2 separate regions of the Homo sapiens genome follow, and region 2 is linked to region 1. A link is an interaction called in ENCODE POLR2A ChIA-PET data of the cell type or tissue named here. Cell type or tissue: Panc1. All regions are shown on one strand. Links, peaks and the distances in the headings refer to the core of each region. The heading gives the core; the rest is flanking DNA. Region 1 overlaps SHC3 (SHC adaptor protein 3). Region 2 has its middle 78 kb from the start of SPATA31E1.

Region 1 (4,393 bases), core at 271-4,270:
ATGTTTTTGACTTTTGCAGGTATCAGAAATTGTTTTGCATTATGAGAGAATTTGGTGTGTAATAACTAGGTAGGAAATATACTTTTGGAGATGGCTAATGGCAGTTATTGGGAAATACTCAGCTGTGCATGCTTGGATAAGAAACACATGCTCTTGGCCACCTAGGAAGTATGGAGATGCGCCCCCCCACCCACCACCACCGCCACTGAGAGATAAGACTTCCATGGGGAGGGGCTGATTCCTTCTTTTTGGGATCCAAGATCTGGTATAAAAGCAGGACCCTTAATCTGGGGGGGGGAATCTGTTTGCCTTCCAGCTGTCCCTGCTTATTAGCCCTAGAAAATGCATGCTTTCCTGGCTCTGGGCTCCACCCTGAAGCCAGTAATCCAATTAAGAAACTGGTAAATGAAAAATCTTACAACTACTGGGTCTTCTTCTGTCATGTATTTATGTGTGTTGTGTGTTTGTGATATAAAAAAGAAGCTTTCATTGGTTTAAAAACAATGACTGCTTAAATCAAGCATTTTGTCAGAAAAGTAAAAAGTCTAATGGCTTTTAGTTCATGTGACTTTAGTACTCTTCAAGAAATGACAGTTTTAAAAATTATTGGTAAAATTAAAATGTCTTCAAAATTTAAACATTTGGTCTAAATTACTCAGGTCAGATATTAGGCTTGCTAAATGCTTTAAGGTAATAAACTGTTTCTTTAAGTTTTGAAAATTGTTCAATTTACCTACTTTAGAGCATTAGATTCTAAATAAGGCCTAGGGACATATGGAGAGCCATGCTCCCTAGCTAGGCTCAAGAGTCAGCCTTTATCAGCCCTTTTGCAATAGGACAGAATTGGAGAAACTGGTAATTTTACCAACGCTTTGACTGTAATGGTGTTCTTTCCTTTAAGGAATCAAACTTGATTTGTAAAGCTAATAAAAGCCCCTTGAAGAAACTGGCCTCATGCCTAGTCTACAGCAGTCTCTGTACAGAATTCCTGACCTGTGTGATAAGTAAAGAATGGCACTTATCTTAGGCCCAGGAGCCCCAAGTTATCTTGGGATTTCAAAAGGAAAGGAATTGACACAACTCATAGGTATTTGAGGGTACAAACCTATGGCAGGGCTCAGCTTTATAAAAGTCTTATCTGAGATTCCTTCTATGGAACAGAGTTTCACAAAAGCCAATTTAAAAACAGCTTATGTGAAAAATAATTATTCTTACTGCACTTTATACAAATAATCAGGCCAAGTGTAATAAAGCAAAACAGTCTTACCATGATTTGTCCTTAGTAACAATGGTAAACTGGATAGAGAAAGATTATGTTTCAAGAACTATGGTACACTTGTTATTAGATTCTAGTCTCATTGGTTGTTTTTGAGTTTTTTCTTCAACTTAGGCTGATCTGGCTCATTCCTGTGAACCAACCAGCAATCTCTGACTGCTGCTCAGAAGAAATAAGAGGGATGGGTAATGTAAAAAACATCTGGATAAAATCAATATTCTAATTCTGGGTGCATTAGAATCAGCTAACAATCCCATATCAGCCTGGTTCCAACAGTTTCCCAATTCATGGAAAGACTTCTAGTTTAGTTTACTTGAAATAATTGTACTTATTTTGCTTTACTGCTGTGGAATGTATTACTGTTGTACTCTTCGTGTAGGAATGCAGGATAAGCTTACTCAATGTTTTCTTAAATTGAATACTTATTAATCTTCCAGATACCACCTTTTCTCAGAACTCAAGAGTCATGAATCACCCTTACTATACTGATGCCTCCTGACAGAGCTCCTTTCTATGCCTAATATAAGAGACCCTAATAGGCAGGAATATCATCACCTCTAATCATCCTGAAGAAGTTACAGAAGATGGATCTTTATCCCTCCGCAACCCTTAGGATTAAGGGTTCTCTTAGAAAAGGGAGAGGGGAAATGTCAGAGACATTTGAACCAGAGCAACTCCATCTTGAATAGGGGCTGGATAAAATGAGGCTGAAACCTGCTAGGCTGGATTCCCAGACGGTTAGGCATTCTAAGTCACAGGATGAGACAGGAGTTTGGCACAAGACACAGGTCATAAAGACCTTGCTGATAAAACAGATTGCAGTCAAGAAGCTGGTTAAATCCCACCAAAACCAAGATGGCAATGAGAGTGACCTCTGGTTGTCCTCACTATTACACTCCCACCAGCTCCATGACAGTTCACGAATGCCATGGCAATGTCAGGAAGTTACCCTATATGGTCTTAAAAGGGGAGGCATGAATAAACCACCCCTTATTTAGCATATAATTGAGAAATAGCTATAAAAATGGGCAACCAGCAGCCCTTGGGCCTGGTCTGCCTATGGAGTAGCCATTCTCTTATTCCTTTACTTTCTTAATAAATTTGCTTTCACGTAGTTCTATGGACTTGCCTCAAATTCTTTCTTGTGCAGATTCAAGAACCCTCTCTTAGGGTCTGGATTGGGAGCTCTCTCCACCAGTAGGACAGATCTGCTGTCACCCTTGCCCTCAGATGCATGTTCTTTGTCCCCCAAGTCTCTGTAGCTGGCAGCTCACGGCTTCCCAGGGCAAGGCGAGAAGCATCAGAGTCTACAAAGGGTGACATCTATGACTAATCTTTCCCAACTCTGGTTTGGCTTCCTGCCCTTTCAGTGCGTTTGCAGCCTGCACAGACTCATAGTTGCAGAGGAAAGTCTTTGTGAAGACTCTGTTACAAAATAATGGCTTTGTCTTTGTACTATGGGCTGTTATCGTTCTTTTCTTATGGATTGAAGGAGCAACGTGTTTCATTTATTTTCCTCTTGCTCCTGATGAATTGAGTTTGCTTTTGGGGTCTTTGTAAGTTGCAGCTCTTCTGATGACTCTGATTTCTTGCCTACACACTCTCATTATTTCTTTGAATTCTTTAGCAAGCTAGCTCAGTTTATTCTATCACTGACATTCTCATTTCTGTTACAGGAACTCTGTCTCCACCCCTAGACGTTTTTGCTTTTAATATTTCTCATTCAGAAAGCTAATTTTATTCTGTGCCCTTGAGTTATTATTTTTAATAATAGTGCAGTTTGCTAATATTCCTGTTTCCCAATAAAAAAGTTTCAGAAACTTGATTGGAATTTTTTTATCATGAACTTGAGTTTTCACAAAGTCTGTCTGCCACAATTGTACCATCAATTTCTTAAGATTTGGGATTTTTTGGATGTCCTAATTGGAAGTTGTGTATCTAAGGCTTATTGCAGTTAACTGGAGGTGCCAAAAACCATAATGTGTTGAGATCCTCAAAGTAATCTTGAGTTTGAGAAATAAAACACACTGAAACTTAAGCCATTTTTAGCTAAGTGTGAACTGTTGCTGAGCCCTTAGCCATGTGTATAAAGATGCTCCTGAGAATCTGGACTAAAGTGGAAAAACAATGGTATCTCCATGACATGGTTTAGCTTTGTGTCCCCCCACTAAATTTCATGTTGAATTGTAATCCCGATTTTGGGGGAGGGACCGGGTGCAAGGTGATTGGATCCTGGAGGTGGATTTTCCCTTTGCTGTTCTCATGATAGTGAGTATGTTCTCACAAGATCTGGTTGTTTAAAGGTATATCCACCTCCCCCTTCACTCTCTCTCCATCCTGCTCCAAGCATGTAAGATGTGCCTGCTTCCCCTGTACCCTTCTACCATGATTATAAGTTTCCTGAGGCCTCCCCAACTATGCTTCCTGTACAACCCGTGAAACTGTGAGTCAATTAAACCTTCTTTCTTCATAAATCACCCAGCCTCAGGTAGTTCTTTATAGCAGTGCAGAATGGTCTAATACACTCCAGCCATATTGTTACCTGAAAGTGGTCCCAATCCAGACCCCAAGAGAGTATTCTTGGATCTCGCACAAGAAAGAATTCGAGGCAAATCCATAGAGTAAAATGAAAGTAAGTTTATTAAGAAAGTGAAAGAATAAAAGAATGGCTACTCCGTAGGCAGAGCAGCGCCAACGGCTGCTGGTTGCCCATTTCTATGGTTATTTATTGATAATATGCTAAACAAGGCATAGATTATTCATGAGCTTTCTGGGAAAGGGGTGGACAATTCCAGGAACTGAGCATTCCTTCCCTTTTTATATAGGGTAACTTCCTGACATTTCCTGGCATTTGTAAACTGTCATGGTGCTGGTGGGAATGTAGCAGTGAGGAGGATCAGAAGTCACTCTCATCGCCATCTCTGTTTTGGTGGGTTTTAGCCAGCTTCTCTGCTATAAGCTGTTTTATCAGCAAGGTCTTTATGACCTGTATTTTGTGCTGACCTCCTATCATACCCTGTGACTTAGAATGCCTTAACTTCCTGGGAATACAGCCCAGTAGGTCTCAGCCTCATTTTTTCCAGCCCCTATTCAAGATGAAGTTGATCTGGTTCAAAT
Region 2 (4,393 bases), core at 293-4,292, 1.3 Mb after region 1:
AACTCATTCATCCACTGATGGACACGTGAAGTGCATATGAATGCTTCCAGCATCTGTGGAGCTGTGAGGACTTGGTATCCCCGTTACCTTCAGCAGAATCTTCTAGACTCCATGTTCAAGGAGCCCCTTGAGGTTGTTTACCTTCGTCATCCCTCAGTGGGCTCTTGACTTTAGCGTCTGGATTAGCCATAATGGGATGAATTGTTTGCCAAGCATTGCTAATCACAGTCTGTCTTCCTTGTGGGTGAACATAAATCCCCACACAAATAACTGCTTGGCACCTGGGCACACCCGGTACTGGAATTTGGTTTTTGAAAATGACAGCTGTCACAGCGGCTTCTTTGGAGAATGCATCGCTGAGGATTGTGGTGGGAGTTCAGGAGCAGACAGTGCCTGCGGAGGAAGCCAGGAAGGGGCTGACCTGCAGTTCTGACTCGGGTCACCTTGAGCAGGAGACAATGGGGCACGTGATGTGGGAGAGGGAAGGGGAAGAAGAGGTCATTCACCCTTCAGAGCATCTTAGGACCATTTTCTTCCTTTCCATGTCCTTTCTCTTGATATTTCTCGGTGTTTCTCACTGGATGCCTTTGGGGATTTGGGTGAGTAGGAACTCCTGTCCTTACAGGATATTTCTTGTCTGTGGCTGCCAAGCATCTAACATGCTAGCATCCCCTATAGCCCCATATTGTGAAAACCAAAACAATACCTACACACATTGTCTGATGCCCCCTGGGTTGCTGCCATACTCTGCAAGAGCCACTGTGGAGCTGGATCAGAGTAGATCTCACACAGTGGTGGGGAGAGGTCTGTATCCGGAAGAGCTGAAGGAGGTGGCCATGTTATTTGGTTTCCAAATGGGCCAAATGAGCAAAAGAAATACTTTCTGTGTTCCCGGCTCTCATCAGTTGACATTGCCTAGGAATGTGTTTTTAAACTACATTTGCTAGAGAATCAATGGGACTGGGCATCTGGAAAGAAAACCAAAGTCTTCTTGTTTCCCTGGACCAATGGAGGATGGGCAGGGGAGAGGGACTAGCTGTTTTCATTATTAGACAGTGCAGGGGGCTGCCCCATGGGAAATAGGACCTTGCAGACAGGGCATTCCAGGGGCCCAAGTGAGCTCCCCAAATGGGTGGGGCAGGACAGCATTGAAGGTGACTGAGGCCAAGGTTGGAGTTCCCGGGGAAAGAAAGAACATGGGCCAGGGGCTGATCTGTGTGGGATCTACTCTGAAAGTTCACAGGAAGTGAACTAGGGCAGTGGTGTGCAGGAGCCTCCAGTGATGTCCCTGAGAGCCGTGCATGTCTTCCCAACTCAGTGACATCACACGGGGTACTTGAAATCAGCCAGGGTGGGAGCATTTACACCACAAGAATCAGCAAATGCTACAGATCGATGCCTGCCTGCCCACCAGAGGTAGCTGACCAGTTCACCATTGTTTTAGGGGTCTCTAATAGCCCCCACACCTCCACCCTGGCTGTAGGTACCACCTTATTGCAGAAGGAGGTTGCACCTTCTACTCCTCTGTGCTCACTGCTACCAATAAAACAAAGCCCAGTGCAGCTGAGGCAGGATAGGTAGTCAAGGAAATGGCCATGTTTTTGGGATGCAGCAACCACAGTTACCAGTGACCGTACAGCCAACACAGTAAGTCTTAGCATTTGCATTGTAATTGAGCTCACACAAGCAACGCTATCTTCAGTGGGGAGTTTCCCTTCTAGACAGCATGCACATTTTGATTTTACCTCTCCTCAAAATGACCCTTTGCTCATAATTGTAAAAAACATGGCCAGGCGCGGTGGCTTACACCTGAAATCCTGGCACTTTGGGAGGCCAAGGCGAGTGGATTGCCTGAGCTCAGAAGTTCAAGACCAGCTCGAGCAACATGGTGAAACCCTGTCTCTACTAAAACGACAAAAAATTAGCCGGGTGTGGTGGCGTGCACCTGTAATCCCAGCTACTCAGGAAGTTGAGACAGGGGAATTGCTTGAACCCCAGAGGCAGAGGTTGCAGTGAGCCAGAATTGTGCCACTGCACTCCAGCCTGGGTGACAGAGCAAGACTCCATCTCCAAAAAAAAAAAAAAAGAAAAAAGAAAAAAACCACCACTGGGTAGAGATTTAAGATGTTAATGAGACATGGGACATATGAACCAGCATGTACAGTTACTACACATGTGCACCCAGAAGACCACCCAGAACATGCTTATTAGCAAAACCTCTTCCCACCTCCCTATTAATAATCATGTAAGACTCCCATAAAGGGGGTTTCTCCAACAACGATCAATGCTGTCTCACCCTCTCACCCTAAGGAGCAGCCGCCCCGAACTCCCTCTCTCTAAGGGTGTACTGTCTCTTCTGCACCTAACTTTCAAAATATTCTTTCTCCTTTGCAATAAAATCACTCTATGCTTCATCTCCTTTGCTGTGTGCCTTTTGTTTAAATTCTTTTAAACCAAGAAGACAAGAACCGAGGTGTCACATCGGCCATCAACACAGCTATCCATATCTGCCTGAGGATGCTGGTGTTGCTTAGCCAAACCCAGTTCTCCTTCTAAAAGAAAGGAGGGACTCCTTCTATGACAGGTAGTGATGGGGGATGCATCTTGATTTTATATCAGCATCCATTTTACTACAGTCGCTGCAAGTCCCATTCTTATCGGATTTTAAAATAAGAGTTTCAGGAGTTGGCATATTTTTATTCTGTTTGATTCTCCTTCTAATCAGATTTTCCATGAGCTGATATTAAAAGTAGTGTGCCTTTACTTCATCAGATAGTGAAGAAAGGTGCCCAGGAATATTTTGAAAAGTGAAAAAAAAAAGGGGGAGTTTGCCCAGAATGAAAAATTCACCACCTGCAAGCTGCATTTGCATAATTAAGAGTTGCTGCTCCATCCATGGGCTCTCACTACACCCTGCCACGTGGGCGGGGCCACATTGCCTCTCAGCGCTCTTATCTGGCCTTCCCAGACCGTGGATGGTCTCCTCATTAGCTTGCAGATGTTTAGTCCTCTTTTCTGATGAGAAAAATGAAAATAAATTGCCACAGTTGGTGCTGGAATAAAGGAAACTAGAAACTAGGAGATCCACCAGGGCTTCAAAGAGCAATGCTGTTACCAAATAACACTGATTCACTCATGCACTGAAAAGATATTCCCAGTGTCTACTGCATGCCAAGAGCTGTTCTGGGCACTGCAGAGACCACGGTGAACAAAATCGGCAGAACCCAGCCAGGAAACAGATCAGAAAAATGCCAGATAGCATAAGTTGAATCAATGGGTGATAAATAACAGCCTACAACTCACCACCTGCTTCTGTAAATAAAGTTTTATTGAGACACGGCCACACGCTCTTGTCTACGGCTGGTGTTCATACATGGCAGAGTTGAGTTGCCACAGAGACCATCTGGCCCTCTACAGAAAGGGTTGCTGCCTCCTGGGGTAGGTGCCATGCAGGGAATTGAAACAGGATGAAGTGAGATGAGAGGATGGTGGAGTCTACTTTCACCTGGCTGATGAGGACCTCTCTGATGTGACACTGAAACCAAGACCTGAAGGGCAAGAAGAAGGAAGCAGCCCGAGGAAGGGCTGGAGGAAGACAGAGGAATAGGGAGTGCAAGGGGCCAGGTAGTGAAGGGTTGGAGGAGCTCAAGCATAAAACAACAAAGAAGGAGGGTAACTGGGCTAGGGCCAGAGGATGGGCCTGGAGGTGCAGGCAGAGAACGATGCGCGAGCGATGTGACCCCGACGACGTGACCCCGACGACGTGACCCGAGAGGTGGCACGGCTTTATAGACCTTACCTGGGGGGTGAGGAGACTGGGTTTGGGCCAAGTGTGTTAAGCTGGCTGGTGCGAGATCTGCCTTAGGTTTAGGAATTCCCCCAGCTGCTCAGACTGGAGCCTCGGGGTCAGGAGGTGGAGCAGAGGGACCTGATAGGAGATGATCTTGGCAACCAGGGGAGATGTGACGGTGCTTGGACTGGGGCTGTCCAGGCTCTATTACTTAGTGAGCCTTGGGCAAGAATACATGTGGGACCCTCCATAGGAGCCAGGCCCAGTGGGAAGGACCTAGGGAGTCCTGTAGCTGGTGCTCACCCGGGTTCCAGACGCTGTCCACAGAGCCTGTCATTTGACTGCCAGGATCTGTGCGGTCCTCTCATGAGCCCATTTCAGAGGAAAGTAACCCAAGGCTCAGAAGTTCGAGGTGGGTCTTCCCAGGCGAGAGGAACACAGCAGATGGGGGCCTCCCCTACAAGCTGCAGTGCTCTGTTGAGTATGAGGAGGGGAGGGGGGACATTGACTGTCATTTAAAAATCAGGAGATCACACCTAAAAATGTGGATATTTGGCTTCTTGTGGGAAGCCTGTTCCACACTGGATGCACCTTCCTCCGTGG

What was found. Peaks named below come from ENCODE experiments on the same cell type or tissue, not always from the same donor. Only the 100,000 strongest peaks of a DNase experiment are listed, where the experiment ranks them.
Region 2: POLR2A ChIA-PET joins it to region 1 with 7 read pairs; 2 of 35 experiments call an interaction of 5 or more read pairs at or near these places.

Annotation. Positions count from the first base shown.
Region 1 is chr9:89,136,241-89,140,633 of GRCh38, reverse strand. The region is part of intron 1 of SHC3 (SHC adaptor protein 3); the gene reads left to right. Among named protein-coding and RNA genes, the nearest start is that of SHC3, 40 kb to the left of the region's middle. In Panc1, for the core only: no CTCF peak of the experiment used is centred there; a DNase peak (open chromatin) is centred at 2,615; H3K4me3 peaks cover 309 bases.
Region 2 is chr9:87,802,725-87,807,117 of GRCh38, reverse strand. It overlaps the pseudogene LOC100420576. Among named protein-coding and RNA genes, the nearest start is that of SPATA31E1, 78 kb to the left of the region's middle. In Panc1, for the core only: no CTCF peak of the experiment used is centred there; no DNase peak of the experiment used is centred there.